2 separate regions of the Homo sapiens genome follow, and region 1 is linked to region 2. A link is a loop called in an ENCODE intact Hi-C map of the cell type or tissue named here. Cell type or tissue: A673. All regions are shown on one strand. Each heading gives the region's core, and the rest is flanking DNA. Links, peaks and the distances in the headings are about the cores only. Region 1 overlaps PPFIA2 (PPFI scaffold protein A2). Region 2 has its middle 29 kb from the start of CCDC59.

Region 1 (17,465 bases), core at 1,596-9,595, 680 kb before region 2:
TTTTCTTTTAAAACATGTTGCTCTAGATCAAATTTCCAAATACCATCTGCAAGAAAAACAACATTTAGCACATCTCTGACAAAAGAAAATAGAAACTACAATAGAACATTCACTCCCAAGCCTAGAAATATCCCCAACATATCAAAATACTACCCACAGCCTAGAAAAATAAAACACAACCACCCACATTTCTTCCCACCTCCAGCATGACTCAAACACACACATTCTTTTTAACCACAATTACAATTACAAAGAACATCTACTCGGTAAAAAAAATATATATATATATAGTATTCCTAAAGTCAGCAATAAAATATAATGTATTATGCAGTTACAACAGGTGAAATGTTTTTAGATTTAAATAAAGAAAGCTGAGATATATGTGTTTTTCATAAAAGTTATAAATGTTTTCTTAATTGATAAACAATATCATCTTTCACATAATATATGCTAAATCAATGTCTTTTGAATAGGACTGAAAATAACGATATAATATTTCACTGTAGAATTTGCATTGATATCGCAATACTAAATTATATACGTGAGGACAAGGTTGTTGATAATCTAGACAACCTCTGCCCTATGGTGAGCCATACAGGAAAGAATCTCCATTTAAGAAGCAAAACACATCACCCTAATAAAATGAATATAAGTTTGCTTTTGAAGGCAGCAGAAGATGCCAAAATTTCTTATATAAATTGAAATTATTATTTATACCTGCTAGTGCTACGTGTATACTCACTTATGAGGAAGGAGTGTTAGTTTTTGAAATATTTGAAGTTTCGGAAAACTTAGCTGTATTTAATGACCCTCAAATATGAGTATGATTATACATAAACATGTGTGTATATGTATCTAAATTTAATGTCTGTGTAACATTTGAAGGACTATCATAAAATTTTGGAGTGATTTATATTATGAATCCTGCATCTTATTGTTATTCAGTGAAAATACTCCCTGAAGAGTTCTTTACCTATACGATACATTGCAATGTGATAATCAAACACAGAAAGCAGGAGATACAAAAGAAGTCTGTAGAGGAATAAGATTCTAACAGTTGGTGATGATAGGAGTGACTAGAAACAGGATGAGCCAAAACTCAGAACGACAAACAACAACAAAATATCGTCTTATCCTACGTATCTAATCACACTTGCCAAATAATCATAATTTAATTTTCAAAATTCCTCAATATTTAGTTTTGGCTGCTTGCTCTTTTCCTTGCACAGACTTTTGCTCCATATTTTCTTTATTCACAACTTTTCAACTATCTTCTTGATATGGGGATCTTTATCTATGACTTCTATCTAAAACTCCAGTTTAAATTTTCTAGTGCCCCATCATCCATTTCCATTGACAGTACAATTAAACTTTGTCGAAAACAGAATTAATTTCAAGCGAGTTTTTCCTTCTGAGATGTGCTTTTGTTATAACCAGGATACTATTCACAATACTACCAAGAAAATATAAATCCTAAAAATAATAAACTCATGCCATTTTGAGCCCCTAGAACATTAAGTACATAGTTATTTATTTTGCTTGCATTATTTCATAATGCTCCTAATCACCCAATGAGCTAGCAACCATCATTTACAGTTTTTTTTTGCAAATGAAGAAACACATGAGACCTTAAAAAAAATTAAGTTGTTTGCATAAGCCTAGTTTTTAGGGAAGGGAATTGGTGATAAAATGAAATCGATTCTTTATTGATACATAATTGCACATATTTATAGGATACATGTGGTATTTTTATACATGTACATAATGTGTAATGCTCAAATCAGGGCAATTAAGGATATCCATAACCTCAAACGCTTTTCATTTCTTTGTGTTGGGAACATTTCAAATCTTCTCTTCCAGCTATTTTGAAATATATAACAGGTGTTAAATATAGTCTGGAATGGGTTTTAATCAAGGTCAACTTCACCGCAAGTATTTAACCACATAAATTTTATTATTTCTCATTAACTAAGTCACCTAGTTAAAATAATTTAACTAGGCTTTTCTCCCTTTGTCACTTATTTCATAGATTCCAAATCTCATTGATTATTATCTCACCATATGTAGCATTTCCACTTCCATGGCCACAATTCAGATTACAGCAAATTACAAAAGTGACCACAGTTCTTTACTGATCTGCCCATTGCCAAGGTACGCACACCTTGAATCTAACCTGTCCGGTGATTGACTGTGGCCCAAAGAATGCCCCAGAAGTGAGGCTGTATGAGTTCTGAATCTGTGTCTCAATAGATTTTCATGCCACTGCTCTCAGTCTGGAGCCACGGGCCACTGCTGCCTATTGAAGACACCTGGTCCAGCCTGTTGGGGGATGAAGGACCCCACAATATGATGAGTCGTCTCAGCTGAACCATTTTAGAACAGCCAGGTTCCTTGATCTGACAACTGACCACAGTCATATAAACAAGCCCAGCCAAGTTCACCTGAGCCTTGCCCACATCAGCAGAACTGCCCTGTAGAGCCAACCTCAAATTCCCACCCCATAGAATCATAGGTGAAATGAATATTTACTATTTTAAAACACTAAGTGTCTAAGGAGAACTAAGTGTCAGGGTGTCTTATTATGCATCAAAGTGTAGCTTATCCATTCAGGAAAACTCTGCTCTAGTCAAACTGAACTTCTTACTATTCTCCCACTTTTGTACTTGCATACTATATTTTAACACTTTCATATTCTTGCATTCATGTGTTACTGATTAAATTCATTGAATATTTTATCCTATCATATGACACAATTCTAGTTATCCAAGGCTTGCAGTATCAAATAATGGAGATGATTTCAATGATTTATATCATTGTTATATATATGTAGATATATACATGTATAGATAGGTGATAGATAAATGTATTGATATTTCAACTATATGATTTCAATTATATATATTTTATCTCAAAGACTCTGTTATAATAAGACTTATACACATATATACACACAAAAGCTTACATATCTGAAAGTTAAAGAGGTAAAACAAAAAAGTAGGAAAAATAGCAGATTAGCTCCAGTTATAGAACAACTTCTATGCAGAGTTATGTAAGATTTTATGCAGTTATTTTATCTCTCTGGCCTTAGCTTTTACATCTGTCAGAAAACTTATCACCCTCCTATGTTCCTATTTGTAACAAAAGAATTTTCTTGGAATGTTAATAATAATGTTAATAAAAACTGAAAATATATGCAGTTCCTTCCATGTTGCAACTATTGTACTAAAGAATGCTGTGTAATGTCCTTAGTACAGTGTTACAATAAGGGACAATGGATATAAAACAAGCATTGCCCCTTATTATAAAAGTATAATAATATATGTAATATATATATACACACACATAATAGATACTATATATCTATTATATACATACATGTATGTATCTATTATATACATACATGTATGTATCTATTATATACATACATGTATATGTATGTATGTATTATATACATACATGTATATGTATGTATGTATTATATACATACATGTATATGTATGTATGTATTATATACATACATGTATATGTATGTATGTATTACATACATGTATATGTATGTATGTATTACATACATATATAACATGTATTACATATGTGTTGTAAGAATGAAATGAACATATTTATGTTATATACACACAAATGTAAAAAATGTGTATATATAACATATGTAATAATATATGTAATATACACACATATATAAATTATATATCTCTTATGTGTATATAATATATATTTTATATAGTGTATATATCTATGACATTTATTATTACATGTTATATATACACGTATATATTTTACATATATGTTATATGTGTATATATATTTCATAAATATATTCATTTTATTCTTAAAACATATATATCCAAATTACTTAAAATATCATTATAAAAATAAAATATACTATCATTCAACACTCAATTCAGTTGGTTAAAAGTCAAAGGGATTATGATTTGAAACTCATTCAGAATAACTGTCACATATCTCTCTGAAGGATAGGTTTTCAATAGACATCAAGAAACTGAAAAATAAACACCAAAGACCCCTCAACCACTAAAATACTTTTGCAGACACCTTCCCTATAATTTCTATTAATTATCCTGCATAATGATTTCTAGTAATTACACAAAGTCCAATAAGTCTACAGCTTCTAGTTCTTTAGACTCTGGAATACTTTCATTAGATGCAACAAATTATGAATGAAAATAAGTCGAAGTAGAATGTTTACTTGAATTACATTTGGTAATAAGAATAGAGAGATAAATATTGTTATAACCAATCAATCCTGGTGGGCAGGATTATTTGAGTTATGGATCTTGGGAAAAAATAACGATATACAGGTTGGATGATGTGACAGTGAGATGGTTTCTTATCAGACTGAGTAACTGAATTTGGAGTCACCTGAAGGTAGGTTATCAAAATCAGGTGGGGAAAATCTGGCTCAACAAAATCCCATGTTTAAAACAATATATAATTTCATTATAAAATATTTTATTATTCTGCGATTTTGTCGTAGAAGAGTGATATGACTTGAGGTCTTCAAGTAGTAAGGTAATTTGGCATTCTAAAGCATAGAGTGATTTTAAAAGAGATAAAATCAATGTTCCTTTTCTGTTTGGGGAAGGGCTGTTTTCCAGTTCTGAGCTTCCCATTAAAAGAGGAATAGCAACAAACTTTTCCCCAATTTTCGAAAGCAAACTGAGATGAATTGATGTCAAATGGGAAACATTTAAAAGAACCAGCACCTTGACCAACAAAAATGTCAAGTTTTTTTGAATTAAATTCCATAAAATGTTATGTGCATTAAACATATGCTGTTAAAAATACAGATAATACACCACAGAAAGATTCTATAAAAATAATCATTTTTAAGGATACAGTAGTGTGTTGTATTATACCTTTTACATTATGATAAAATTTACTTTTGCTAGATAATCTATACCTCAGTATGGGTAAATGATGCATTACTATATTCTATTGTCTGAAAATCCATCAAGACTCACTCAGGCAAATAGAAATGATGTTTACATGAATATAGCTATCACATCGCTGGTTATATGTAAGTTGGTGAACACACTAAATATATCCCCTTAAGTTTGGATTCCTTATTTTTAAAATAAAGCTTTTCTAGATTAGGTCATATTCATAGTTCCTGATAGCTCTGTTATTTTAAGCTAAATCTTAGTTCTAAGATAATTAATACTTATAAAAAAGTAATCATTAGCAAGTACAATATTGCAGACTTGTATTGAGTCATAACATGAAAAACTGACAAAATTTTCAAATTCTATTTTCTACCTTTTTAGTTTTTTCTTCAGAAGTAGTATGGTGCTTTCTTTCTATACTAATTTAAAATAAATAAACTGTCAGTAATTTAAAACATTATTATTCTGTTAATATTTGTTTTCCATTTTCTGTAACATGGTTAAGCATGTGTTCCCACAAGGTGGTGCTCTTTATTTAAAAATTACAACAGGAAGCAGTTTTGTTCTATGTAAGCATAGTGCTCAATGATGATACAGATTGAGCATGATTTTAAGTCGCTAAATGAGCAGTGAAAATGCATTTATTACTGAAAACTTATTTTCATTTGATTTTTATTTTTTAAATGCTAAAAGTATAAAACATTTTGGTAGCAATTTCAGTTATTAAGAATTTAGAGGTTTTAAAAGTTCAGAAAATGCATAGTAGCCATAAACAAAAACACAAAGGGAGGAATAGTAAAAATAAAATTTTGGCTGGAACAGAAATTCTTCTCTGGAAATAAAGAAAAGCTAGAATATAACATAGAAATACTATATTTAAACCTTCTAATATTAAACTAAGTACAGAGGAGTCATATACTAAGCACACTTTTTTAACCTGAATTTAGGTATTCAGAAGGAAAAGGAAATAAAGAAAGAGAGATAAAGGGAAAGAGAGAAGGAAGGAAGGAAGGAAGGAGAAGAAAGAGAAAGAAGGAACTTTTAAAAAGAAATTGAATAGTGGTATTAATTTTACTCATCATATTTTTCAAATATTATATTTCCTGACTGTCTGGTCCCTCAGTTCCTTCAAGACTCATACAGTTTTACATCTCACCCTGCTGAGGCCCAACTTAATGTTCAATATTTTACATGATTTGCTTACACCACCCCTCAGCATAAACCAAATTATTTTTCTGGTAACCACCTAAAGGAAGAATAATATGCACCAATACTGAAAAAAAATAGATAAGAGTTTTATTTCTACTTCGGATGTAAAAAGTGTGAAGGGAATATTGATCCCAGGCTAAAAATGAGAAAGAGGTAGGTAATTCTGAAAAGTATTATTTTTTTCTTAAACATTCAGAAAGCTGAGTACTTAAGACGTCCCTCTGAGATGAACAAAATTCCAAAGGTTGACAAGTTCCTTTGAGGAAAGACAGGACACACAAACTGTTTAATTATCAGCAGAACATGGAGCCAAGTGAAAGCAGCCATAAAAGTGGGTAGTAGGGAGGCAAGTAACATTTTAAAAATTCTTAAGACCTAGCGTGGGCTATCATGAGAAGTCAGAATTCCTGAGGGCACCATTCCAAGGGAAGTCTGCACCTGCTTGGACACCAGCTCTTTTACAAGAGGGGTTCAGCTACTCCTGGAGACAGGTAGGAAAAGAGAACAAGACAATCTGCTGCTAGAGGAAGGGCAAGATCCTGTCTAGCATCCAACATTTAGTCCTGCTTTGATAACCAAAGCCATCTGCCCATGGGAGAGAGACAGGAAACCCTTCCATAAGACGCAGGCAAAGATTGGCTGCACTGGCAAAGAGACAGGAGACACTCTTACCCCTTCCTCCTAGGCCAAGGTCAGCTGCCATGAAGAAAGGTATAGAAGTCTTACTCCTCCAACCAGCCCTTTACAGTAGGAAAAGCCATCTGCTACTGAGGGAGGAGTAAGACACCAACTTAATTCCAGAATTCTACAATGATATAGTATATTGCTACAGGGGAAAGGCAGGAAATCAGCCTGTAGAAACACCCAATCATTCAAGGCAGAGGTCAGCTGTCTTGAAGGAGGGCTAGAAAACTTGATTGCACCCTAGACCCTCTAGAGAACAGGAAGGGAAATGAAGAAAGACCCAGTGCTGAGGTTTGGTGCAGAGAGCCAGCATAAGACTGGGGCTGGAGGAGAACTATGAAGTTCCAATCTCCCCTTTCCTTTGCTCCTACCATGAGACTGGCAGTAAGTAGGAAGCCACAATAGTCTATTGCTAGGGAAGGCACAGGAATGCAAAGAGAAAGCCCTCACTCCTCTTTCAACACAGTCATGCAAAGTCTTCTGAAAGTTAAAAATGGAAGAGGAACATTTTGACAAACCCTCTGACATTGCAATACTCATACAAATTATAACATAGGCGCAGTCCATAAAAGGAAGAATTTTAAGCCTGTGTTTCACTGAATGTGTCCATAGTGACACTAAAGCCCAAATCAAGCTCAACTACTTTCTGCTAACTCAAACTCCAAGTTACTGGCCTGTGAGATAAAGGGGAGTGGACATTCAGGAATACAAATATTTACCTCAGTGTCTTCTGTGTTTTTTAACCAATGCAATGTTTGGTATGGAAGGAAGGAGGGAAGGAATGAAAGAAGGAAGGGAAGGAGATGAAGGTGGGGGGAGGGAAGCAGGGAGAAAAGGAGGAAGGAAAAAAAGTTCTAGTGTAAAGCAACAAAATAGTCCATAGAACCAGAAACATAGAAATTCAGGATGATGACACTTTCAGGCAGAGATATGAAATTAAAAATTATGGATAATTTGAAGGAACTGGTTAAAAAAAAAGGGGGGGGGAGCGTGTATAAACAAATGGGGAATTTCAACACAAATTTGGAAACTATAAATAAAAGAATCAAATACAAATACCAGAAATTAAAAATTAATTATCAGAGATTTAAACATTCCCTTAATTGGGCTTAGTAGCAGACCAGACATAGTAGAGGAAAGATCAGTGAACTTGAAAATGGGTTAATAGGAGTTATCCACACTGAAGCATATTGAGAAACAAAATGGAAAAACAGAAAACAGAACATCTAAAAGCTGTAAGACAGTATCAAATGGTCTTATATGCAAATATATTTTCCAAAAATAATGAAAAAAGAACAAATCATACATTCAAAAAGTTCAGAGAATTCTAAGAATGATAAGAGGAAAAGCGTAACCAGAAAAATCGTAGTAAAATTATTAAAAACCAAATATGGCTGGGTGCGGTGGCTCACGCCTGTAATCCCAGCACTTTGGGAGGTCGAGGTGAGCAGATCACGAGGTCAGGAGATCGAGACCATCCTGGCTAACATGGTGAAACCCTGTCTCTACTAAAAGTACAAAAAATTAGCCGGGCGTGGTGGCGGGTGCTTGTAGTCCCAGCTACTCAGGAGGCTGAGGCAGGAGAATGGCGTGAACCGGGGTGGTGGAGCTTGCAGTGAGCCAAGATCGTGCCACTACACTCCAGCCTGGTCAACAGAGCAAGACTCTGTCTCAAATATATATATATATATAATATACATATAATATAATATATATTATATATACTATAAAATATATAGTATATATAATATATAATATAATATATAACATATATAATATAATATATATTATATATATATAAAATCTTGAAGACATCATCAAGAGAAAAAGAGGAACTATGATTAAAAATTAAAGGAGGCTTCTTGTCAGAAGCATTGAAAGCTAGAAGACAAGGGAGCAACACTTAACCAAAAGGAAAAAAAAAACTCAATCTAGAACTCTATAAATATAGAATATAATTTTATCCAGAATTACAGAAAAAGTATAATATCTCATGACCCATTATGTTTTAGTAAAGGAGTAAGGTTAGTTCAACAACTGAAATCAATGTATACAATTCACTGGAAAAGAAAAATCACATTATTTTCTCAATCAATAAAAAGCAAGAAAGACAAATTAATAAAATTAAAATCAATTCATACATACAAAAAAACTTTTAGAAAACTAGGAATAGAAAAGAACTTGCTCAGTTTAAAAGGGGAAAATTATTAAAATGAAATGAAACACAACAAAGTATAAAATTTCACAGCTGACATTCATCTATGTAAAAAAAGCTATTAGAACTAATAGTGTATACAGTAAGATTGCATGATACAAAGTTAATATAAAAAATCAATAGTAAGTTGATACACTATCAACAAAAAATGGAAATTAAAATATTAAAACAATTTTGAGAAAATTTTAAAAGACCTAAATAAATGAGAGGATATTCCATATTCATGGATCAGGAGATTAAATATGGGTAAGATATCAATTCTCCTTAAATTGATTTATATATCCTATGTAATCTCGGTGACTCTCATGCAGGGTTTTTTCTTTTTTTGTTTATGTAGAAATTGACAAGCTGATTCTAAAATTTACTCAGAACGTGAAGGCCTTTATTAAGTAAAACAATAAGGAAAAATAAGAACAAAATTGTAGCTCTTTCAAGGATTAGTATAAAATTGCAGTAATAATGACTCTATTATTGGCAAAAAGATAGACTTACAGATCAATGGAAAAGAAGAGAGTCCAAAACAGACCAAAACATATATGGTCACTTGATTTTGGCAAAATACTATGGTAATTTAAGGAAGAAATCATAGTTTTTTTTTAAAGAAATATAACTAGAACAATTGGCTAGCCATATGAGAAAAAATATTTACATGCCATACACAAAAATTAATCATTCACAGATCATAAGTCTAAATGTGAGAGCTAAATTCATAGATTCTAAAAGAAAAAGCAGGACAAAATCTTTGTCACCTTTATTTAGAGAAAAATTTCTATATAGGCCTCAAAAACAAGGAAAAAAATAAATTGGACTTAATCAAAATTAAAATTGCTCTTTGAAAGGCACTGTTAGAATAAATAAAAAGGCATGCAACAGATTCAGATAAAATATTTATAAAACACATATCTGATAATGGCTTTGTCCACTCACTACATAAAAGAACTCTGAAACCTCCATAACAAGAAGATTAAAAAGTAACTTTAATGGGCATATAGACAGCCAATAAATGCATGACCACATGTTCAATGTCATTACTTAACAAGAAATGGAAAGTGCAAACTGAATAAGATATGACATATCCACTAAAATGACTAAAATTAGGAGTGACAATACCAAGTGCTGCTGAGGTTGTGGATCAATTTAGAATTCTCATACATTATTGTTGATGATGCCAAATGACATTTCATTTTGGCAAATGTATGCCATTTTCTTACAAAGTTAAATATGCACTCATTGGAAAACATAGAAATTCTACTTGTAGGTATCTGCTCAAGAGGTTTTAATATATATTTGAATATTTAGAGCAGATTTGTTCATAATATCTGAAAATTAGAAATGGCCTTAATATCTATCAAATGGCAACTGGATAAACAAACTGCGGTATATGTATATAACAGAAAACTATTCAACAATAAAGAGGAACTATTTTACACTACTGATACCGCAAAACCATAGAAGAATCTTAAAAGCATTGTGCTAAGTGAAATAAGTCATATTGTGTGATTCCTTTGATATAAAATTCCAGAATTGTCAAAACTATCATGACAAAAAGTAGATCAATGGTTGATATGGTATTAGTGTCAGTATAGTCTGACTCAAAAGGGGCCCAGGGAAATTTTTAGGGCCATGGGAATGTTCCATATATTGATTGTCATGGTGATTAAAGAACTACATACATTTTTCAAAACTAATCAAATTATGTTTTTGTTTTTGTTTTTTTTTTTTCCTGAGACGGAGTCTTGCTCTGTTGCCCAGGCTGGAGTGCAGTGGTGCGATCTTGGCTCACTGCAAGCTCCGCCTTCCAGATTCACGCCATTCTCCTGCCTCAGCCTCCCCAGTAGCTGGGACTACAGGCGCCCGCCACTGCACCCAGCTAATTTTTTGTATTTTTAGTAGAGACGGGGCTTCACCGGGTTAGCCAGGATGGTCTCGATCTCCTGACCTCGTGATCTGCCCACCTCGGCCTCCCAAAGTGCTGGGATTACAGGCGTGAGCCACCGAGCCCAGCAAAATTGTGTATTTTTAAAAATGTGGATTGTACTCTTTCTCTATTGTACCTGAGTAAAAAAATTAAATATACCGGATAACTTGTACTATTAGTCTTTAACATGCCTTCTTTCTAAAGGATTTTCAAAAATAATTTGAGTATTTTTCATTTTTTTCTTAAGGCTTTCAAATAAAATCCCTAATGCATAAGAGCAAATCTACCATGTATAGACTTATATCCTATAGGAAATAAGAGAAAGAGAATGTTCTGGAGCAAGGGAATGAAATTAAATGTATAATTTAGGGAGGTAAAACTAGATTAGTTTAGGGAGGTAAAACTAGATTGCTGAGGTTGCAGGGTAGGCACGGGTTGAAGTTTAGAAACCTATGCAATATTTCTCAAATAATCAATTTTTTCCTCTTTAATTCCAAGTGGAAGATTAAGAATCAAAAGAAATATTTGGCCTGAAGCCAGAGATTTTAGATTTAGCTACCTGCAGTGGAAGCTATGATTGTTCTTGACCACCGTAAAAATGTAGGTAGGAACGAAGAGAAACATATGGCCAAAGACTGAATTTCAAGACAAGCTCACTGAATACAGTGGGAGAAAGGAGTCTCCAGGCAGAAATAGAACAGTTTTAAATTCTACGGAGAGGGCAAGAGAAGTGAAGAATGAAATTAGGTCACTGGATTCAATTATTACAGATACAGATATAATTTTCAAGCATTCTGTTTTAGATGGAGGTTAAAAATCTTTTCACATAAAATGGAGGGAATCATAGTTGAGAGACTGTAGTAGGAGATATAATGTACTAATTTGAGGAATCTGGCTATATAGTAAAGCTGTAGACCCCAACTGGGAGGATATTATAGTTTCATAAAAGGATCTTCAGCATAGGGGACATTCCAAAGCAGAGAAAAGTGAGTTAATGGAAAGGAAGAGACTGCTGGAGGGAAAAGGAATATCTGAAGGTTTAAGTTCCCCCAAGGAGCTGGGAGATAAATGAGAGCAGTAACATGGGTAAAAACCAAGAGAGATGGAAAAACTGTTCTAATCTATTAAGATGTAAAACAGAGATTTATTCTTCCTGCAGGCAGAAACATTAACAAAACTTTTTTTTTCAAAAAAATTTGAGTAAATAGTTGAAAGTCAATGTATCTGTATTGTATTACACTTACATGACCAAAACTTAAACATGCTATTTTCTTTTTGTCTTTTCTTTTCTTACTACTCTCTCTTTCCCTCTACTTGACTCTTTCCCTCAAGGTCAGCTTCTGATGTAATGATTCAAAATTGTGTTACTTCAGTGGTGTTATGACTGAATGCTACAAGAGTCTTAAAGTCTTCATTATAGTTACCAAAAGATTATCACAAATCCTCACATAACAGTGAAATGCAAGTTTATTCTTACAGATGAGAAAACTGATGCTCTGTGAGAATAAGTGGCTTGTCTAAAATCAAAGAGCTCATAAGTGATAAAATTGGAATTAAACTCTTGGGTCATTTCTTAGGACTTCATTCCTATCTCACATAACCACAATATTCAAGAAATATTATCTGTTTTGTTCTTTCCTTTGGTATTATTGGCTTTTGAAGATAGCATCCCCTTGTGATTAATTACAAAGAGGAGTTTCCACAGTTGACAGTTTTGACCAGCCAAAAGAAAACTAGTGATCTTAATTCCATTTCTGCCAATAACAAGATGCGACCGTAGGCAGGTTATTTGCTCTTTCTGAACGTTGATTTCTTTATTTGTAAAGTAAGGTATACAGTTATACAGTCTGTAAGATCTTTTCTAGTTCTACATTTCTATGAGTCTAAAAGTAGGATGACTGTGAAAGACCAGTTCTACCTTGGAGATGAGCCAAATTTGAAATTGGCTATTTGTTTATAGCCTTCTTCACTCTTCACTTGGATTTTACATATAAATGCTATTTTTAAAAAGTCATACTAGATAAACTGGCTGCAAAATTTAAAACAGAATACCATTGAGGTTTTCGGCTCATGAAGCTATAAAAAGCAGTGTGAACTATAATTGTGGCCTTACAAAGTTATCATTGGCGATTTGCTTCAGAATTTCATTTCCATCTCATCTTACATAGTAAAAAAAACAACACAAAGACTAAAGACCCAGAAATCTCAGAGAGCTACTCAGAATGTATTGCTGAGGAAAATTTTCCCTAAGATATTAATTAGGTAGAAAGTCCTGAATGCAGTCATTTGACTAATTAATCCTCATTTACATAAAAATAAATCAGTTATATCAATTACTGTGGGGCAATAGAATGTGGTTCCCCACCTCCCCGTCTTTCCTTCTGTAATATAAGATTCATACATTTTCTTCCTGACAGCTAGTTATTTAGTGTCCTTTACTGCACATTTTTCCTCTAATTTGCTTCATTGTTGGTTTGGTCTTAGATTTCTTTCCTCCCATCTTTCTACTTGCTCTTTGTAGATGGTCTCACTATTCCCATATCATTATATATTATTTACATACTGTTATCCCTGAAATTTACATCTCAATCCATATGAAGAATTCACCTACGCCAAACTAAAGAACATTGCCCTTTTCTTCCCACTCCCAACCCCACCCAAATCTTTCTTATGTTCTCTGTTTTGGTAAATGTCATGAGCATCTATCCAGTAGTTCCCCAGACTTAGGAGCCATCTTTAATTTTCCTCAATATACGAATCCAACCCATCAGCAAGTCCCCAATTCTAACTTCATAATATATCTCAACCCAATTCACTTCCCTACTGCTATGACCCTAAACCAAACTCCCACCACTTACCTGAACTCCTGTATTAGCCTAGCCCTTTACCAGATTCTTTTTGGTTCAGTCCTTGTTCTATTTCACTTAATTTTAAGAGCAACCAGCATAATATTTTTAAAACATAAATCTTGTCATGTAATTCCATAGTACTTCCACTTCCATCATTTTCCATAGTACTTGGAATAAAATCCAGACTCCTACAGGACCTAGCATGATTAGCTGTTGCCTCTCACTCCAATACCATTTTATGCCACTTTGCCTTTAGCTCACTACATTTCTGTCACAGTTAGATCCTTTGTTCCTTGTCTTAGTATCTTAGTGGTGCTGTAGCAAATTACCACAAATGGATCCCAGACATCCAAAACCAAGTTGTCAGTAGATTTGTTTCCTTCTAAAAGCTCCAAAAGAGGATCTCTTCCATGCCTCCCTCCCAGATTCTGGTGGTTGTTAGCAATCCTTGGCATTCCATAGATTGTAGAGGTATCACTCCAATCTCTGTCTCCATTTCAGATGGCATTCTCCTGCACCAGTCATTAGATTTAGGGCCCAACCTAAATCCAGGTTGATTTCAAGATCTTTAACTAATGGCATCTATAAAAATCATATTACCAAATAAGGTCACATTCTGAGGTTCTAGGTGGATATAAATTTTGAGGGGACAATATTTAACCCACTGCATTTCTTCTGCTATTTCATCTCCCTGATCTTCAGATGGTCCATCTTCTGAAAATCACTTCCTCAGAGAAGTCTTCCTTGATTTCCTTCCTTTCTTCATCATAGCTCCCTGCTGTTTCCTTCACAATGCCAGCCAAACAAGTATCATTTCAGTGGCATAGTTTGTATATAATATATGTATATGTGAATACATACTAAATATAGATATGAGTAAACATATAAATATAGTAATATGTGCGTATAAGTGTATATACTTTGTGTTATCAGCTAAGAATATGGGAACATTTCTTAATTTAACTGTCATGGCATATACTCAAAAAAAGCCAGTAAACAACTGGAGTATTCAAGGAATGGAAAAAAATTAAAAAAAAATCATCTGTAGAATGAAAAGTACTAGCGAAGAAGAAAAAAATTTAAAAAATCTGTGGATTTAAAAAATAATAATAAAATGAGAAAATAATGTAAATGTAAAGAAAAGATACAGAGTGATAACACCTTGTATTATATAAGATGTTGAAAAAAACATCTATTTTATACTGATTTTTTTTCTTAGGCTGAGAGATAGTAAGTCCCAATATTAACAAATGTAAAATAAACAAAACATAATTGTAAGTAAAAACTGCGAGACACTTGATCACTATTTTAAAAGCCTACTAACATAAAATCCTAACTAATTACTATCAACGATGTATGGATCTTGGTGATTTGTTTATAGAATTAAATTTCTGCACAGAAGAACAAAACAAAAAGAATTGCTTCATAAGTCTTCCTCCTAGCATGTTTTTCTGGCTATATAATGAGTATATAGACCTAGCATTTATGGAATAAACCCAACTATCTCCTGAGGTCATATTCTGTGTATTGCTTCATTTAATTAACTAATTATAAAATAAACATGAGCTCCAAAGGAGACCGTAAGCTCCAGATCAGAAAGCAGCCACACCAGCACCTTAATTGCAGTCCATTAAACACTAAGCAGAGGATTCATCTAAGATGTTCCCAGACTTCTGACTCCCAGAAACTGAGATTGTTATTTTAAGTCATTAAGGTTGCGTCAATTTGTTACGCAGCAATAGAAAATGAATACACCTAATAAAACAACTTGGGAAGCGCTTCTTCTTTTTAACTGTCTGTTAGAGCTTTTAATAGGTGGTATAATTCCTTCCTTAAATGATTGTAGAATTCACTGGTGAAGCCATTTGGTCCTGAAGTTTTCTTTGTGAGAGGAGATTTTTAATTGAAGATTTTTTCTTTTATGTGAAGTATCACCTGAATTTTTTATTTCTTGAATTAACTTGGTTGAAGTGTGTTTTTCTAGGAATTTGTCCATTTCATCCACAATTTTAGATTCATCAGTATAAATTCTGTTGAAAATATCGTCTTATCTTTGATTGTCTGTAGGACCTATAGTGATATACTCTTACTGAGTTCTGCTATTGTTTATCTGCACCTTCTCACTTGTTTATTTGATGAACCCGCCAGAGAGTTGTCAATGTTAATTTTCCCCCAAAAATCAACTTTTGCCTTTATCCTCTATATTAAATATTCCAATATATTTTATTAATTTCTGCTACTAACACCATTATTTTTTTCTATATATTTTAGGTTTTATTTACTTGTTTTTCCCTAGGTTCTTAGATTAAATGTTTATATAATTGATTTTTAGCCTTTATTTTTCTAATACATATTTTTAAAAATATATTATAAATTTCTCTCTAAGTTGGGTTTTAACTGCCTTCCACATGTGTCAATATGTAGTATCTCAAAATGAATCAAAAAAATTCTTATTTGTACTTGAATTATTTTTTGGCCAATGGGTTAATTAGAAGTGTCTATCTTGTTTTCCAAAAATTTTAGCACTTTTTAGTTATTATTTTTAAAATTTTCATGTTTAGTGTTAACTACTAGCTGAACTCTGCTGTTAAAAGAAAATGTATTCTATATGATTTCAATTCTTTGACAATTAATGTGTTTATCTGTATATGGCCTTCATTTGGTCAATTTGGGGAAATAAAGTAAGCGCTCTATATATGTCACCAAGGCCAAGCTTATTTATCACATTGCTCAGATTATTATCTTTACAGACTTTATATTCTAGTCCAATCAGATCTGCGGAGAAGTAAAATAAAATGTTCTACCATGATTGAGGCTTTTCTATTCTCCTTTTGATTCTGTTAATTTTTGTATGTATATTTTAAATATATGTTATTAGATGTATAAACATTAAAAATTTTTCTACCTACCTGGTACACCAACTTCAATATTGAAAGCTCTCTTTTTAAATCTATTATTTTTTGAAAGACCATGGTTATTGACATTAATGTAGTTATGTAGGCTTTTTAGTTAGTATTTTATGGTATACCTTTTCTATCACTTTAGTTTCAACCTTTATTTAATTATCATATTTGTTCTCTCTTATCTGTTATTGTCTGTAGGATCTAGCTGCTCTTCTCGAGGAGTATCTTTGTGGCGTATTTTAGAATTTTTTTGTAAATACATGGTTTCAAAAACATTCTTGAATTTTATCTTGAATTGACCATTTTTCTACTTATATTTAATGCAATTTCTTACATGCTTTTGTTTAAAAGTTAGAATGATGATGTTGGTTGTAATCAGTTTTTATTTAAATTCTTGACCTGTTAGAGAATGGTGATTTAAATTAGGTGAAATCTAGTGTTTCTGAATAGGTGTATGCGGAAGATTTCTCCAGACTTCGCCATGCACAATATGTCCATGTAACAAAGCTGCATTTGTACCCCCTAAATCTATAACTCAAGAAAATAAATAAAAATAATTTTGCAGAAGGAGTTGTCAATAGAAGAAAAATAGTCATTCATGTAGATTAGCCATTGTAATCTGTGATAAAGGAAAGAAAAATTTTTAAAAATAGGATTTTCTATAAAAGTTCTCACCATGCTTCAATCAAAATATAAATTATGTCTATGAGTAAAATATAAGAATATCCAGAGAATTTATTATATAAATGATTTAGTTACTTTCAG
Region 2 (17,465 bases), core at 3,454-11,453:
TTACAAATATATTTATTAACATTAGCCTGTTTTTTCCTCAAAATGGACAATAGCAGCATCTTAAAACATTCATTTTATAGATGGAGAAAATGAGCCTCAGGGAACTTAAATGGCTGGCTCATGTTTATGTGTCCCAGCAGAGACTTGAACCTAGGTGCATTGAAGAAAAGTTTATTGGAATTTGATGATGCTGGCACATCACAAATATTATAAAAATGAATATGGCACAGTCCTGACTTGAAAATGTTTCATAGAGAACATGGTTTGCGGTTCTTAATCCCTGGGCAGCAGCAATCATGCTGCTTCTAAAAATAACCAAGGAAAAAAAATCTAATTCTCGGAAGACAGGCGACACTAGAAGAAAGTCTGAGTCTTACTGTCAGTCTTTCTTCTGGTTTGATGACCCTCATCTCCAGAAGCCATCAGAGGTTGGGTACAAAATACTTAGGTCACTTAGCTTCAAATGTAACCACCCCTTCCCTTTTACAAATGTTATCTAAGGTAAATAGAAGAACCAAAGATTAAGATCGAGAAAGACCATTGGCAGGGACTTGGTTACTTTCCTCGTGTGTAACTGACATGCTCACATTTGAAGCCTGAGGAGTGGTCATCACCAGAATGTACTCAGTATCATGTGCAAAATAGGGGAGGTGACTCTCCTCACCAGTTTAAATGCAATCTGATAAAATGTAGCTTCTCCGATCATTGATGTGGTGCTAAACGGCTTTGAGAGAATTAGACTTAGCTGGCTAATTGAGAGACAATCCAGTAGATTTCCCTAGAGGTACACCGGATAGATTTTCAAAGTAAAGGGTTGCTGAATTCCTGGAGGTATCATCTTTTGAACGAGATTCAAAATGGAAGTGTTCATGTTGGGGCTAAAAGGCCTAATACTGGCTAATGTCCACAGCAGGACAGAACAATTAGCAAATTTAGGAAACTGCTCTCATTTATGCCTCCGATAATATAGGTAATGTTTGCAAATCAAGTTCTTCCCTGCTTTAATTAATTCATGTTTATTAATAAATATGAACAGATTAAGTATATTTGACTTTATTGTACACTATATATACATTTGGGAGATCTCCCACATATGTATCACTAGAAAAGAACATTGCACATTGCATTAAATAATTTAATCATTAAAATATTAAAACAGAACTAATTATTTATTTTCCTTCCCTATCTTTACCTTCCTCCCAGGATCATCCAGTGTATATACCCAATTATCTTGGAGACTCTACCTCTACAGTTTTGTTTTGTTTTGTTTTGTTTTTGCACATAATAATTGGGTCAATCAAGGTTCAAATAAATGAGAACAAAACCACAGGAATCTCTGTGACATTTATATTCACAATTCCCTCCACGGCTTCCATCCAGTCTTGGCACAGACCAGACTCCTGTGTGGTGCCTATTGTGCTTTGCGGAAGTAACCTCGTATGTGCTATTAAGCAGGTAGATAGGGGAGACTAGTTCTTCAGACAGCCCAAATGCAAGCCTCCTGTGTAAGCACCTGCTCCCCATTCATGACTGATAATGCTCCCAAATACAAATTCAAGCTCACTGGGTAAGGCAAGGAAAACAAGAGGAAAAGGAAGAGAAAGAGAGAGAGAGAGAACACAGAATGGTGACACTTATGACATTAATTAATCAATTAGGAAAACAGAGCAATTGAAGAAATTGAGCATAATAAGGTCAAATGTAAAAAGCAGGCCAAAGAAGACAAGTTCAAAGACAAGATGAGAACTTTTAATCTAATTAATATGCTTTTGGTAAATCATAAAATGTATATACTATGCTAAAACTGACTAAATCATAAGGCTACAAGGGAGTCCAAGAGTGTGTTAGCTTCACTTGTTCTCTGAAAGGTGAATTTCTAAACTTCCCAACTGAATGGTTCTCTCATATTTTCCTGAAAACCCCTAGGGACAAATGACTTCGTAGCCTCCTGAACAGATTGACATAAAAATTTCATGACGGTAAAACTGATGGTGTTAGATATAAAAGAAATGGTTAATTGCTGTGCCATTTTGAAACTTAATTTTTTCTAGTTTTCCAATAAATCATTTTATGAGGTCTATTTTAATTTAGTTTTTTCATAGTAAGAGAATTGTAAATATAAAAATTTAAATCAGCTTGTAATAGAAATTTTGGAAAATGCTAGAAATTATGAATAGAAAAATTAACCACCTATATTCCTACCAACCAGCATCCCAGCATTAGACTTTCTTTAATTTCTTTGGTATATTTCCTCCTTCACATTATTATTTTATTATTATTTTTGTTGTTGTTTTTTTTTTTTGAGACAGAGTCTCTCTCTGTCATCCAGGCTGGAGCGCAATGGCGCGATCTCGGTTCACTGCAACCTCTGCCTCCCGGGTTCAAGCTATTCTCATGTCTCAGCCTCCCAAGTAGCTGGGATTACAGGCGCCCGCTGCCATACGCCCCGCTAATTTTTGTATTTTTCTTAGATACGGGGTTTTGTCATGTTGGTCAGGTTGGCCTCAAACTCCTGACCTCAGGTGATCCAGCCACCTCGGCATCCCAAAGTGCTGGGATTACAGGCATGAGCCACCGTGCCCGGCACCTCCTTCACATTATTAATTCAAAAATTTGGCCAGGCGCTGTGGCTCATGCCTGGAATCCCAGCACTTTGGGAGGCCAAGGTGGGGGAATCAACTGAGGTCAGGAGTTCAAAACCAGCCTGGCCAACATGGTGAAACCCCATCTCTACTAAAAATACTAAAATTAGCTGGTGGTGTTGGTGCACACCTGTAATCTCAGCTACTTGGGAAACTGAGGCATGGGAATTGCTCGAACTCAAAAGGCAGAGGTTGCATTGGGCCAAGATCATGCCACTACAATGCAGCCTGGGTGACAGAGCAAGACTCTATCTCAAAAAAAAAAGAAAAAAAAAGTCAAAATTTGGATTATTTTCTCTGTGTGAAAATATATATGTGTGTGTGTATATATATATATATATACATATATATATACACACACACACATATATATACACACATATATATACACACACACACACAAAAACATACACACATATGCACATAGAAATAAAGTTTTGTATCCTCCTTTTATTCTTTTTCTTTCTTAGAGACGGGGTCTTGCTCTGTAGCCCAGGCTGGAGTGTATTGGCGCAATCACAGTTCACTGCAGCCTCAAACTTCTGGGTTCAAGTTACCCTCCCACCTCAGCCTTCTCAGTAGCTAGTACTACAGGCACACACCACCACACCCAGCTAATTTTTTATCTTTTGCAGAGACAAAATCTCTCTGTTACAAGCATGAGCCACTGGGCTCAGCCTACTTTTTAAATTAAACATTACATTATGAACATTTTTAAAGATTTTAAACAGTAACCAAACTAAGATTTTTAAATAGTGCTGTAACAATGTAACATATTATAGTGGGTTGAATGGTGGCCCTCCAAAATATGTCTACATGAATCTGTGACCTTATTTGGGAAAAAGAATCTTTGCAAATGTGATTAAGTTAAGGATCTTAAAATAAGATAATCCTGGATTAGGGTGGGCCTTAAATCCAATGGTACGTGACCTTAGGAGAGTATAGAAGTGGCAACAGACAGAGAGAAGGTGTTATGAAGATTGAGGCATAGATTGCAGTGATACACCAAAGATTCCAGTGGCCACTAGAAGTTAGGGGGCATGGAACTCATTCTTCTTCAGAGATTCCAGAAGGAATCAACACTTCGATTCTAGACACTGGCCCACAGAACTGTGACACAATACATTTTTTGTTGTCATAAACCACCCAGATTGTGGTAATTTGTTATGACAGCCCTAGGAAAATAATACACATGGATAGATCATGATTTACTTAACCATTCCCAGAGGAATTTTTAAGATAAATTTTTTCTTTTTAAAAAAATTTTGCTATCATTAATGATGTTAAAATTAATATCCTTGACATTCACTCATTCAACAAATATTTATTATAAACACCTACTACATGCTGGATACTCTTCCAGAAAATTGGGGAAATGAGACATCTTGGAGCAAGGCAAGGGTTTCAGTCCCTGTTGAGCCTAAATTCAACTGAGGGAAGACATGATAACCAATACACACGATAAGTACACAAATTATAAGTATGTTGGAAGATGTACTGTGCTATGGAGTAAAGAAAAAAAAGCAGAATAAGGGAGTATGAGTTGGAAGGATTCGATCTGCATTTTAAACAGGCTAGTTAGGGAAGACCTTATCGAATAGGTGACATATGAGTAAAGATAGATGAGAAGACAGTGGGGAGTTAGCCATGTAGCTATCTGAGGAAGAGCTTCCAGGAAAAAGGGAGAGTCAATGTAAAATGACAAAGATTATATCTTTAGGATAAATTATCAGAAATGTAATTATCAGGTCAAAGTGTGTGGATATTTTTTAATCTCTTGATAAATGTCAAGAAATTGTCTGGAAAATTGCATCAAATTAGACACCCTGAAAATGCACCTGAGTTACTGCTTCCCCAAATTTCAATACTGTACATTATCATTGTTTTTATTAGCCAAATTGAAAGGCAAAAAACATAGATGAAAAACTTCATTATGCAAATTTGCTTATTCTGGTGAGAATGTATCTAGAAATCATTTTTATTTTTTTCTTTTAAGAAATACCTATACTTGGAAATGCTTGCTTTTTAAAAAATATTGAATTGGGAAACTTTATCCTGTGAATCAGAAAAGTTTATTCTGTGATCTGTGTCTTTAATATATTGTATAAATGTCTTTTCCCAGTTTGAAGCTTGTCTTTTAACTGCTTATTTTTACTTAAAAATATAGAAATATTTTTAAGTTTATATACTAAAATATGTATAACTTTTTGCTTTATAATGCATTTTAGGGTAATACTCTGTTATTTCTTATCTCCAAGAAAAGATGGATAATCAAATATATTATTTACAATTGTTTTCTAAGCCTGTTTTAAAATGAGTGTATTTTACAAGAATACTACAACTTTTTGCGAAGTATGACTAGGAATTTAAAAGTTGTTATATTTGTGTTTCCTAGCAAAATTCAAAACTTAAATGCTCATTTTATGTAAAATATTTAAAATGAAAGCATGGAAAATTCAATAATGATAAGAGTTTAAATATATCATTCTGAATATTTTTTCAAAATTTAATTATTGCTGTACTATGTATAGCATATAGTTGAGAAATTTTAGTTTTAAAATAAATTTTAAAACCTTTATCAACACATTATTATACCTTTAAATATTCAATTTTATTTATAATATATTGTGTTTCATAAAATAAATTACACATCACAATATTATATAAATAAATCTATATAGGCTTATTTCAGAGATACTGTGGGTTCAGTGCCAGATCACCACAATAAAGTATATATGGTAATAAAGTGAGTCACATGAATCTTTTGGTTTCCCAGTGCATATAAAAATTATGTTTACACTATACTGTAGTCTATTAACTGTGCAAAAGCATTATGTCTAAAAAAACCCAATGTATATACCTTAATTTAAATATACTTTATTGCTAAAAAAATGCTAGTGATCATCTGAGCCTTCAGGAAGTCGTAATCTTTTTGTCAGTGGAGAGTCTTGCCTCGATGTTGATGGCTGCTGGCTAATTAAGGTGGTGGTTGCTAACGGTTGGGATGGCTGTGGCAATTTCTCAAAATAAGACAATAACAATGAAGTTTGCCTCATCAACCAATTTTTCTCTTCAGAAAAGATTTCTCTGTAGCCTGTAGCATGCAATGCTGTTTGATAGCATTCTACCCACAGTAGAAGCACAATAAAGCGAAGGGCAATAAAGTGAGGTATGCCTGTATATATACACACATACACACACACACAGCAGATAATATATATAGAAAACAAACAGAACAAAATCTAGAACAAAAATGAAATGGATATATCAAACTCAGAATAATAGACTTACTTTGATAGAGCATTAAATTTAACACTAAGCTTCCTGACTTAAATAATATCTGATACAACAAAATCAGGTCTACCTCTGCTATCACATAACAAGCAGCCCACAGGGCTTTTGTAACCTTTGCTTGATTGAATTACTGTCACCGAGAAGTTCAGTGAAGCATTTTCTGCTTCCTAGCAGTCTCCATCATTCTAGTATTTATAAATAGCAAAGAGCAGCAGGCTGCAAACAAAACTTCCATTGGAATAACATATCCAAGATTAGTTCATTTATAAAGTTCCTGCTAAATAGTCAATCCCCTTTTAGCTGATCATGTTTTCATCCTTTTCTAATTTCCTACACTTGAAGGGGAAAAGCACTTAAAAATATTTAGAGGTATTATTCATTCAAGGTTTTCTTCTGTTTCTATGTATATTCTTACATTTGAAAACTATGCTCATGTGATCAAATAAGACAAAAGAATATATATTTATATATATTTATTAACTATTTTACAGTCTTCTGATTTTTTTCTGACTTTGGTCATAAAAGGTAAGTAGAAATCACATTTACTATACTCATTTCAATTTTATGTTATCTGCACTGTGTACATAAACTAAATATATGCCAAAAATTTCCCTCCTTCAAAAGGAAATTTAGATTCATTCCTAAATGATTTGACTTTTGGAGGGCTATAAATATATAGGCACTTTTTGATTATGTATGTGTAAACTTTGACCAATCAAGATATTTGAGTGAATATTTTGAATTCTTAACTTTATTCCATTAATCAGTAAAAGAATATATTCTTAAACAATTTGTAATTCCTCACTAGTAAAACAGTGCCTTGAACTCCCTCTGCTGGCCTTATAAGGGTAGTTTAACTTTAAAAAGTCATTCACATATTTGTATAATAATCTAGCATCGAAAAACAGAAACACTTTATATGTTGCATAATGACTTCAACTATAATAAAAATTCAAGTTAAAATATACTTATCCTCTTTTAACCCTAAAAAATACAGCTTATATCATAAAAAGTGATACTGAAAGGCTATTACTATAATATAAAATCACAATAATCAAAATAGTCTGAGGCCTGGAACTCCCAGCCTCAAGCAATCCCTCCACCTCAACACTCCAAAGTGCTGGGATGATACACATCATATGTCTGTATCAAAATATCTCATATACCCCATTACTACATACACCTATATACTCACCAAAATTAAAATTGAAAAAAAAAAAAAAACAGAAGCAGGCACAGGAAAAATTAAAAAAGAAAGAAAAAGATCAGTGTAAAGAGTAGAGCATCCAAAAGAGTGTGTTAGGAATTTAAGGAATTGTTACAAGCATGACAATTGAATCAAGTTGGGAATTAGGAGTTTATCAATCAATGTATACTTAAATACTTGGTCATATTTCGAAAATAAAACAAAGATATATATTGACTTCATACTCTAAACCAAAATAAACTCCAGACGGAATTTTAAAAATTTAAATATAAACATTAAATTAATATAATCATTGCAACAATATTTTGAAGAATTTCCTATCTTTAGATGGGAAAGTTCTTTCTAAAAAACAGGAAGCTTAGCAGTGATAAGGGAAAAATAGTCATATTTATCTACACACATATTTTCATAAAAGGAAAACACCATAAACAACATCAAAGGCAAATGATTGGGGCAAATATTGCAACAGATATGATAGATAAAGGCATAAATTCCCTACTACACAAAAAGCTTCTATAAATTGGTGAGAAATAGAAAAGGAACTCAATAGAAAAATAAGCAAAGACTTATGCTAAGGAAATTCACAAAAGAAATCTAAAGAGTCAATAAACATACAAAATCCTGCTTGTCCTCACTAATAGTCAAGGAGAATAAAAGTAAAATGCACAGTGAGGATTACAAGTCATTAACGGGATACTTAAGCCTTGGGCTAATTGGCAAAAATTCAAAATATAACAACATCCAGTGCAAGTTGCTGCAATCATTTAAAAAATATTTCGGCAATATCAATAAATCAAAGACACACACACACACACAGGCACACAACATTTGCTGAAGTAATTTCACTTGGTGAATATCGCCAATGAAAACAAAGTACCAACACCAAAGGACATGCATCTGGTGACACGTAATGTAATTTGTTTGTAATGGCAAAAAATAGGAAACATTCTAATAGTAATCAAATATAAAATACTTGAATACATTTTAGTACATTTTATTATATAATTATTTAAATAAAATATATAATATATACATATTTGTCAGAAAGAAATATGTATTGCTAATGATGAATCATTAAGATGAACCATGATAAATAATTTTAAAAAGCAGTCACAACAATATGGCATTTGTATATGATTTTTCATGTTTGGGTCAGCATAAAAGAAGTTGTGGAAGGAAAGGACTAGGCCCTTTATAGCAGCTATCAATGAGGTAGGAATGGAGAGGGTGGGGGGAAATTTTAATTTTTTTATATACATTTTTGAACTTTTTTACTAATTAAAATAGGTATTAATATTTTTTATAATTGGACATCTTAATAAAAATTAAAATTCAAAGATAGACAGCTAAAATGAGGTATTCCTATATATCTTTCAGGACATAAGGTTTGTTCTGTACATTTTAGGTCATAGGCTCTATCATAATTCCTCTTTATTTTTCGTTTATTACCCCCAAAAGGTAAAAGAAATGCTAACCTTCCAGCAGTCATGTCCATGAAATTCAGGTGCGGAGAGGAGAGAGGCAGCAGGGGAATTTTCCAGCACTCATACTTCAGAAAACTCCCCAATGGATGTTGAAAACCACCTCTTCAAAGCCCACCCTGTGCTCAGAGCAACGGCTTTACATATTAGGTAAATGATAAAACGTTCTCCCCACTTGTTTTCCACAGGTTTCATTAGGGGCTGGCTGTGATCACCTGTGACAGCAATACTGATTCCCAATATAGTTTCAAAATTATGCCAGAAAAGTAGTGCAATATTTTTTTTCCTCAACCTTGGCTGCACCTTAAAATAAATTAGAGAATAAACAAAGAAAAAATATTGTGCTCAAGTTGATTGAATCAAAATCTTGGAGATAGGCATTGGTTCTCCTGTGCTGTTTTTTGTTTGTTTTTTGTTTTTCGTTTTCTTTTTTTTTTTGAAGCTCTTCAGGTGATTCAAAAGCACAGTGAGTGTTGGGAAACATTAACAGGGTAAGGGTCTCAAGCCTGGTGCTAAGGTGGTAATTGGAATCTATTTTTTCAAGTTTCTGCCCATTTTGGGAGCAAAGGAATTAACTGCTTTTTTATTTCAGACTACCTTTTTTTTTAAGGACTATTTGTATAGTGAACAGCGCTGAGAGAGCTGAGAGTAGGTTTGTTTACTGTCTAATATAATAAAGACAATGCCTCCCTCTGGGTCAAAGGTTGGGCAAATCACAAAAGATACAGATTTTCTAAGCTCAGAGTTCCCCTGCTGTGATAAAAACCTACTGCATTTATAGCATCCAGCTGGCCTTTATTGAAGAACCCTGTGGGGATCAGGTTTCAGGGGACTGGTGAAAAAAAATGATAATACTCTGGCTACTGCTATTGTTGTAAATAGTAAACTGTTCTCTGTCTTTGAGTCAAGAATCTTGTCTCTTCTACCAGTATTCATAAAATGTGGAGGCTAATTTGTTAGCTTGCAAGTTGGGTAAAATCTCAGACCCTTTGCAGTTTTTGACAGAAAGTTCCAGTTTCTCCATAACCACAGCCACCCTTCATATCATCTCGGCCATTCTAAGAGATATGGTTTTAATTCACATTTCCCTGATAACGAATGATACAAGGCATATTTTCCTGTGCTTGTTGCCATCTATATATTTTCTTTGGTGATGTGTATCTTCAGATCGTTGGCCCCATTTTACAATGGATTGTTTGTTTTCTTGTTATTGAGTTTTAAGATGTATATATTTTGGAAGCAAGTCCTTTGTCAGATAGGTAATGTGCAAATACTTTCTCCCAGTCTGTGGCTTGTGTTTCCATTTTCTTAATGATGCCTTTCAAAGAACAGAAGTTTTTTTATGTTGACGAAGTCATAGTTATCAATGTTTTACTTTATGCATCATATTTTTTTTTTTTTGACGGAGTCTCGCTTTTTTGCCAGGCTGGAGTGCAGTGGCGTGATCTCTGTTCACTGCAACCTCCACCTCCCGGGTTCAAGCGATTCTCCTGCCTCAGCCTCCCGAGTAGCTGGGACTACAGGCGCGTGCCACCACACCCAGCTAATTTTTGTATTCTTAGTAGAGATGGGGGTTTCACCATGTTGGCCAGGATGGTCTCGATTTCTTGACCTCGTGATCTGCTCACCTGGGCCTCCCAAAGTGCTGGGATTACAGGCATGAGCCACTGCGCCCAGCCTACATATCATAGTTTAATCTAAGTAACCTTTTCCTAAGTCAAAATCACAAAGATTCATCTAGAAATATATTTTTAGCTTTTATATTTAGAACTATGAATCATTTTAAGTTTTATACAGGCCAAAGTTCTTTTATTTCTGTATATGAATATTGCAGAATTGAATATTTCATATGAACATTGATTAACCACCATGCATTGAAAGGATAATGCTTTTCCTCCTGAATTACCTTGTTAACAATGAAAAAAATTGATTGACTGTACATGGGTTTATTCTGGACTCAATGGTGTTTTATTCATCTTTATATCTACTTTTATGCTACTTGCACATTGTCTTGATCAGTGTAACTTTGTGACAAATTTTGAAATCAAATAGCTAAATTTTCAATTTTTTTCTTCTTTTTCAAAATTGTTTTGCATATTCTAGGTCCTTTGCACACTGTTATGTTAGGCCAGTTCAAGATGGCAGGTTGGAGTTAAAGTATAAATTATGTTCAAAAGGGCTGAACAAAATGAGAAGTCACAGAGTTTGGACATTAAGACAGGGAACATGTGTACATAAATCTGGTTTGCACAGGGTCAGTAAGTTATTTTTCATTTGTGGTATCAATTAATGGGAATCTGGTTTTATTGTCTGACCATTCCATGTCCTCTTCCATTCTGATATTTTTGGTTGTTCTAGTAAATTAACTACTGTCATTCGGTCTTATCAACAACTGCTAATTTCTTCTTTTATTTCATGTTTTCTTGAAGGTTCTGTTATGCACTACATGCAAAAGATTGAGTCAGTCTCAGAGATTTGTTGAAAGGACTGTACCAGGTAATCTTTCCTAAAATAACCTGTAACTGTAACTCATGGTTTCAGGTTTGGGAGTTAATGTGAACATTGCTCAGACAACATTTAGACTCCACCAGAGGACTGGATTATGATTTCCAGGAATCATTTTAGTCCAGATGCAAGGTTCAAGAAAACAGATCCAGAAGAACAGAAATTACTTACATAGAATCAAATACATTAGTAAAGCATATTTAATTGTGGTTATTTCTTTTGGCATGCTATTGGTATTATTTTTATAAATCTATTTTATGAAGCATTTTAAAGGAAATCTTTCCTTTTATGATTAATTTATCTCTAACCCTTAATTCAGTAGATTATAGTTTTGCAATTTGAAATGAAACTTTTTAAAAATGATATCTGATTCTCAGAGACCTCTCCAAATTCAGAAACAGATGACTGTACTGAGCCTTTTTATTCATGGCAACACATTTATTTCATAGGTTCAATAAGAATCCATCCTTCCTTTTACCGGGACAAATTGACAGTACCACTCAGGTCATATTATAGAATTACACTTGATCATAACTCTCTAGAGCTCATCATTAAAAAGATAAGTATTTAAATTCACATATGGAGCAAATACCCAGAGCATCCTCACACCAAACTGGACTGTCACCTGTGATATGACTTAACAAAGTCCCAGTCTTGCAAGTGATAAGGAAAGTCACTTCCTAGCCAGGAATCTAAGAATATTTGAGTGATTGCAAAGAGAAAATTCACTCAAATTTATAGGCACTGCAATAAATCTTGTATAAAAAGACTTTTGTTTTTTGTTTTCTAGACTCAAAATAAAACCGCAAAAAAGAGAAATTTAAAAGTCTAACTCTGTTTTCCTTCTGAAATATTCAGACCATAGTTAATTTTCTAATAGCAATTTGTTCAACCCTATATGCCCTATGAGGCTTATATTAATTAATACTTCTCAAGGTACGTATGTAAATAATCAGGTTAAAATATTATGAAACTAGCCAGCTTTGTGATTTGGAACAACCTTTATAAATTACTTATGATCATTATAAGGGGACACTTAAGAAAAATTATCCAAAATTTGGAAATAAGGCAAAGGGAGAGCAGCATATCCTTTTAATGTCAAATTCAAACATTGATCAACTCAAGAAATAGTCCTTTATCTAGGGAAATCAATAATTCTATTGCTATGTTTAAAGAATTATCTAATATTGATTAAAGACTCAAACTATGTAATTTTACATGTTAACTTGTGTAACTTTGTCTGGTATTTCCTTTCAGTAGAAAATATAATCCAAGAAATTATGGTTTTATTGCTTTATAGGATATTAACAAGTTTTGTGTCTCACTGGCATGCTCACTCAGTATTATTTTTCCAGTGAGAATATAATTCCTGTTTATTTGAACCAGCTTAGTCTTCCTGATAGTTATCTCATTAATGAGCTGAATAAATTTTGACAGGTGTTCATCTGCTATTTTATGATAATCATATATATACATGTAAATTACATATATACATATATATGTAATCATATATATATATATATATTTAAGAGAAAGAGTCTTAAAATGTTGTCAAGGACCATGCTGGAGTATAACAGCTATCCACAGGCATGATCATGGTGTGCTACATCCTCAAACTCCTAGGCTTAAGCAGTCCTCCTGCCTCAGTCTCCTGAATAGCTGGACTACAGGTGCAGGCCACCATATATGCACTTGCATTCAATCTGTCGCAATATGTTGTTTTGGTTGAAGTATTTGAAGACATTCCTGTTTCACACAGATATGTAGTTGGGGAAATAATAATTATTTTTACAATAGTCTTTTCAGTTAATTAGTCTAATTTTTAATGATAGCTGTGTTTAGCAGCCAGTTTGCAAAATTCCATGCTTACCAGGCTCACACCTTCCTCAATAACACATTTCTTAGTGCCTTGAGAAGGAAGTATCCTCAACTGCCCCACTTTAAGGTAAAGTAAAAAGGGGCTGGGCAGATTCATTCCAACATTTCTATTTTTGGGGGTGTTTGGACTTCATCCTTTAGAGAATGCCAGCAAAATTCAGGCATTTCCACTTTTTAAAACATAGGTTATTGGTGAGTCCACACTTCAATTAGTCAACTTATCAGGTTATTAATGTATTTTTACATGCGTTAGTCAAAATATTAAATTCCATATTATGGGTGAATGCATCCATGACAATGAGTTCAACACAATTGCACCTTACATTTTATCTTCCTTGGTATAATCCCTTAAAATCCATTCCCACACACATTCTCTTGTCAATACAGATTGGTGAAGTGCTGAAATTCTTACACTACTTTTCATCCATTCTAGGTCTGGAAGAAATTATAGGTGCACCATGAGAAGAATGAGTTTCTGAGGCAAGTGTATGCATTCAAAGATTTTTTATACAGAAGAGATTTGTTTTTGTTTTTGTGGTTTTTTTTCTTTTTTTACTATCTTCTATTTGACGAAATTGATGGTGGGACTGGGAAGAACATGAAAATTCTCAGCCTTATCTATGCTGCTCAAACGTCTCTGTCTTGTGGTTTAAAACTTCACCCCTTTTCCACTGATACTTTTCTATCAGCATAAGAGACCTAGAGATGTTGAGAATTTATTAGAATTAAAACTCCGCAATTGTCACAATCAAACCTTGGACTTAGTTCTCTTCTATATCTTCTCTATGGCCGTAGGAAATGAGAGGCTCATTCAAATCTGCTCTTTAGGCTTTCTGATCATCCATGCCAGATATTTTAAATTTTCAATAGCACAATTTCTACATCTACACTCTCTGGTGTTATCAGAAGAAGCCGGGTGACACCAAAAAGTTTATAATTACTCTGTTAGCCATTGCAGCTAAGTTTCATAATCATTTAATATCCCAATCCCTCGGCCTGCTCATATATTTCATCCCATGACAAAAGCTGTAATCATTTGAGTAATAGTAATGTCACTACACATAATGAATTATCCATATCTCATTTCTTCCCAATACTCCTCAAATATTTAAGCAATTCATTTCCTAAATTTGAAGTTCTGTTTCCTGGGGCTGCTTCTGATTACAATTATTGTACCAATCAGGTTCCTGGCAGAAAGCAGATGACACAAATCAACTAGAGAAGAGGTTCATAAATAAACCATTTACACAGGTACAGACGAGGTATAGGGAAATCACAAGGATTGTGCCAAAACCTGATTACAGTAACATTTCCAGGTTCTTACTCCCCACTTCCCCATACACACACAGACTCTGCCTATGACTTTATTTTAGTGTTTCTCACAAAAAAATTAATTGGGGGGTAATCCAAGATTCTCCCTTGCCTACTGCATCCCACTTCAGTTAATTAAATACCAAGTCCCATCCATTTCACCTCTTAAATATACACCTAACATATCTTCTAAACACAGTGACCCCATGCAGTGTGGCATCATGGTTCGATGCTTACTGAGTGATAAGAATTTTAGTATAACATTCATTGTATAATGTATACACTGGAGCCTCAGAAGAAGTTGTGTAATAAGGAACTAAGTTGCGTAGGTTCTATGTCATAATAAGAAGTTCATTTTTCTTTAAATTACAGCAACAGAAAAAAATAGGGGTAGCAGAGCCCTTTATATGTCCATAATATTTTTGTTTTTGCAGTTAAATGCTCAGCTTTAGAAAAAGCATTAATACATCAGCACAAAAGACATGGATTTTAATATGTAGCACATTCAGTTATAGCACTGCAAAGAGAATTAGGAAAGAAGTAACTATAAACATCCAGCTGCAGAGTTTAAGCAGTCTCATGCTGTGACTACAGAGAGTGCAAATTATATGTTCTCATCTCATTTTAGAAACCAAAACGCATTATATTAAAGCCTAATTTATGTTACAACCTGGGAATTATTAAGTTTAACACAATTTAGACAATGTATAGACTTACTGAATTCTTTATTTTGATTAGTATCACTGAATAAATATTAAACTGCCTTACATGAGATAGATAGCGTCAACACATACAAAGGTCTCCCTACCTGAACTACTGCACCAATTTTTTTTTTTTTTAAGAGACAGGGTTATACTCTGTCAACCAAGCTGGAATGCAGTGGTGTGATCCTAGCTTGCTGCAGCCTCAAACTCCTGTGTTCAAGTCATCCACTCACCTCAGCCTCCTGAGTAGCTAGGACTACAGGGGTGCACCACCATCCTTGGCTAATTTGATTGATTTTTTTTTTTTTTTTTGTAGAGACACAGTCTTGCTATGTTGCCCAGGCTGGTCTCGCACTCCTCGCCTCAAGTGATTCTCCTATCTTGGCCTCCCAAAGTGCTGGAATGACAAGCATGAGCTACTGCACCCAGCTACTGCACTACTTATTGACAATAAGTTTCAAGACAAAGCATATCTGTAGTTCTCTCTGCTTATTTTGTATTACCTACATAATCTGTGTTGTAGTAATATTTATTAATATAAAGTGTGGGTGGCTGCATTACTTGCAAATTAAGTGTAACTTAAATTCATGGATCTTCGTCATTTTTGGTCATCTAAAAAGATCTACAAGGTATCATTTCATTATAATTCATTTTTAAAGATAAAATATGATAAAGAAGTAACTTTCTATGAGATCTCTATGAGAAAAACTAAGTAATATCTACGTGCATGATGTCCCACTCCTATATTTATTTATCCTGTTTTTCTTCACTCAACAACATCTCTCTGGCCCAATTTAATCCAAAAACGTAAGACATACTTATTTCTGAAGAATGATTTTCACTATAGGATAGAACAGACAACTCTCTGAACACTTGAAACAACTTCACCATGTTAAACACCCTTCAATTGCTAGAAAAAAATAGACCATGGAATCTTCTGTTTTTATAAAGCAGTACAGAAGAAGACATTTGTAAAATAAGAATAAATGCTAGGTGGAAAGATCAATTTGCCTTTCTTTTCTAAGCCCCATAAAGAATTCTTCAGGCCAGACAGGCTTTAATAACTGTCTAGCTTTGGTTCAAAGAGCATGTATCTAATAGAAAGAAAGAACAAATGTCCCTCATGTGTTCCAAGGAAAGGATTCCTTTATAAATGTCAGAGTAATAGCTAGAGTTTTCTGCTATTCTGAAATTAATCATTGCAATGTTAATGGCTCTTTATGTGCACAGGAGGTGGGGAAAAGCAGAATTAACAAATACATAGTCCAGGGCCCCAATCTCCCATAACCTCTGTTTATCAAACCCACATTCTTGGATTCCTCAATACGGGTTTCCATGTTTTGTTTTGTTTTGTTTTTTAAAGGATAGGAACATAACTCAAAATGTTAATATCTAATGCTAATCTCTTTAAATGAAAAAATAAAATCATTTTCTGAAAGCATATTTCCTTCCTGAAAGATCTGAATAAAACGAAACCCTCTAGAGAACTAAAAGTTTCTAAGAGCATACTACAATATATCAGATATTATTGAAAAGAAATGTGGCAGCTATTTTGCTTCAAGTTAATTAGGAAAATAAAATATGCTTTCTTTTAGAAGTCATGGAAATTGTTGGAACTTTTTGATAACTTAATTAGGCACTTTTATATTTAAATAAATATAAATAAGGAATTGGAAAATAATCATTTTTCTCTCACTGTCTTTCAGAACCATGCAATACTGTTTTTCTGCATTTCCTTTTCAGTAAAACCGATTATTTGGGCTATCCAGGGGAGTTTTTAAAAAATCTCAAAATGGAATACTTTGCAACATACACTTGATATATATTTATGATGATAGTTAATATGCTAAAGCTTCCCAAATACACATGTGATATAAATTTATTTAGAAATATTTAGTATAAAACAGAAAATTTTAAAGGAAAACTCATTAGAAAAATGTTTAAAGATTTATATACACAAAGTTCATTACATTGTCTTTTTATTTTAGGATAGTCATAATTGAAAAGTCAAAATTTGGAATTAAAAGATTATGGCACAAAATTATAATAAATATTATTCAACTATGAATCACTAGAATGCTGATTTAGAATAGTTGAAGATGTAAAAACATGTTTTTAACATAGTAAGAATAACGGCCGGCCATGGTGGCTTACGCCTGTAATCCCAGCACTTTGGGAGGCCGACGCAGGCGGATCACCTGAGGTCAGGAGTTTAAGACCAGCCTTGCCAACATGGTGAAACTCTGTCTCAACTAAAAATACAAAAACATAATAATAATAATAATAGCCGGGTGTGGTGGCGGGCACCTGTAATCCCAACTACTCGGGAGGCTGAGGGCTGAGGCAGGACAATAGGTTGAACCCAGGGGGCAGAGGTTGCAGTGAGCTGAGATCGTGCCATTGCACTCCAGCCTGGGTAACAAAAGTGAGACTCCTCCTCCTC

What was found. Hi-C counts contacts between places; a loop is a spot of excess contacts. Peaks named below come from ENCODE experiments on the same cell type or tissue, not always from the same donor. Only the 100,000 strongest peaks of a DNase experiment are listed, where the experiment ranks them.
Region 1: it touches region 2 in a loop (15-fold over the local background); 84 of 110 quality-filtered maps call a loop at or near these places.

Annotation. Positions count from the first base shown.
Region 1 is chr12:81,639,273-81,656,737 of GRCh38, forward strand. The region is part of intron 4 of PPFIA2 (PPFI scaffold protein A2); the gene reads right to left. Among named protein-coding and RNA genes, the nearest start is that of PPFIA2, 110 kb to the right of the region's middle. In A673, for the core only: a CTCF peak has its summit at 5,428 (motif pointing right); a DNase peak (open chromatin) is centred at 5,469.
Region 2 is chr12:82,320,342-82,337,806 of GRCh38, forward strand. No RefSeq gene overlaps it. Among named protein-coding and RNA genes, the nearest start is that of CCDC59, 29 kb to the right of the region's middle. In A673, for the core only: a CTCF peak has its summit at 6,775 (motif pointing left); a DNase peak (open chromatin) is centred at 9,410.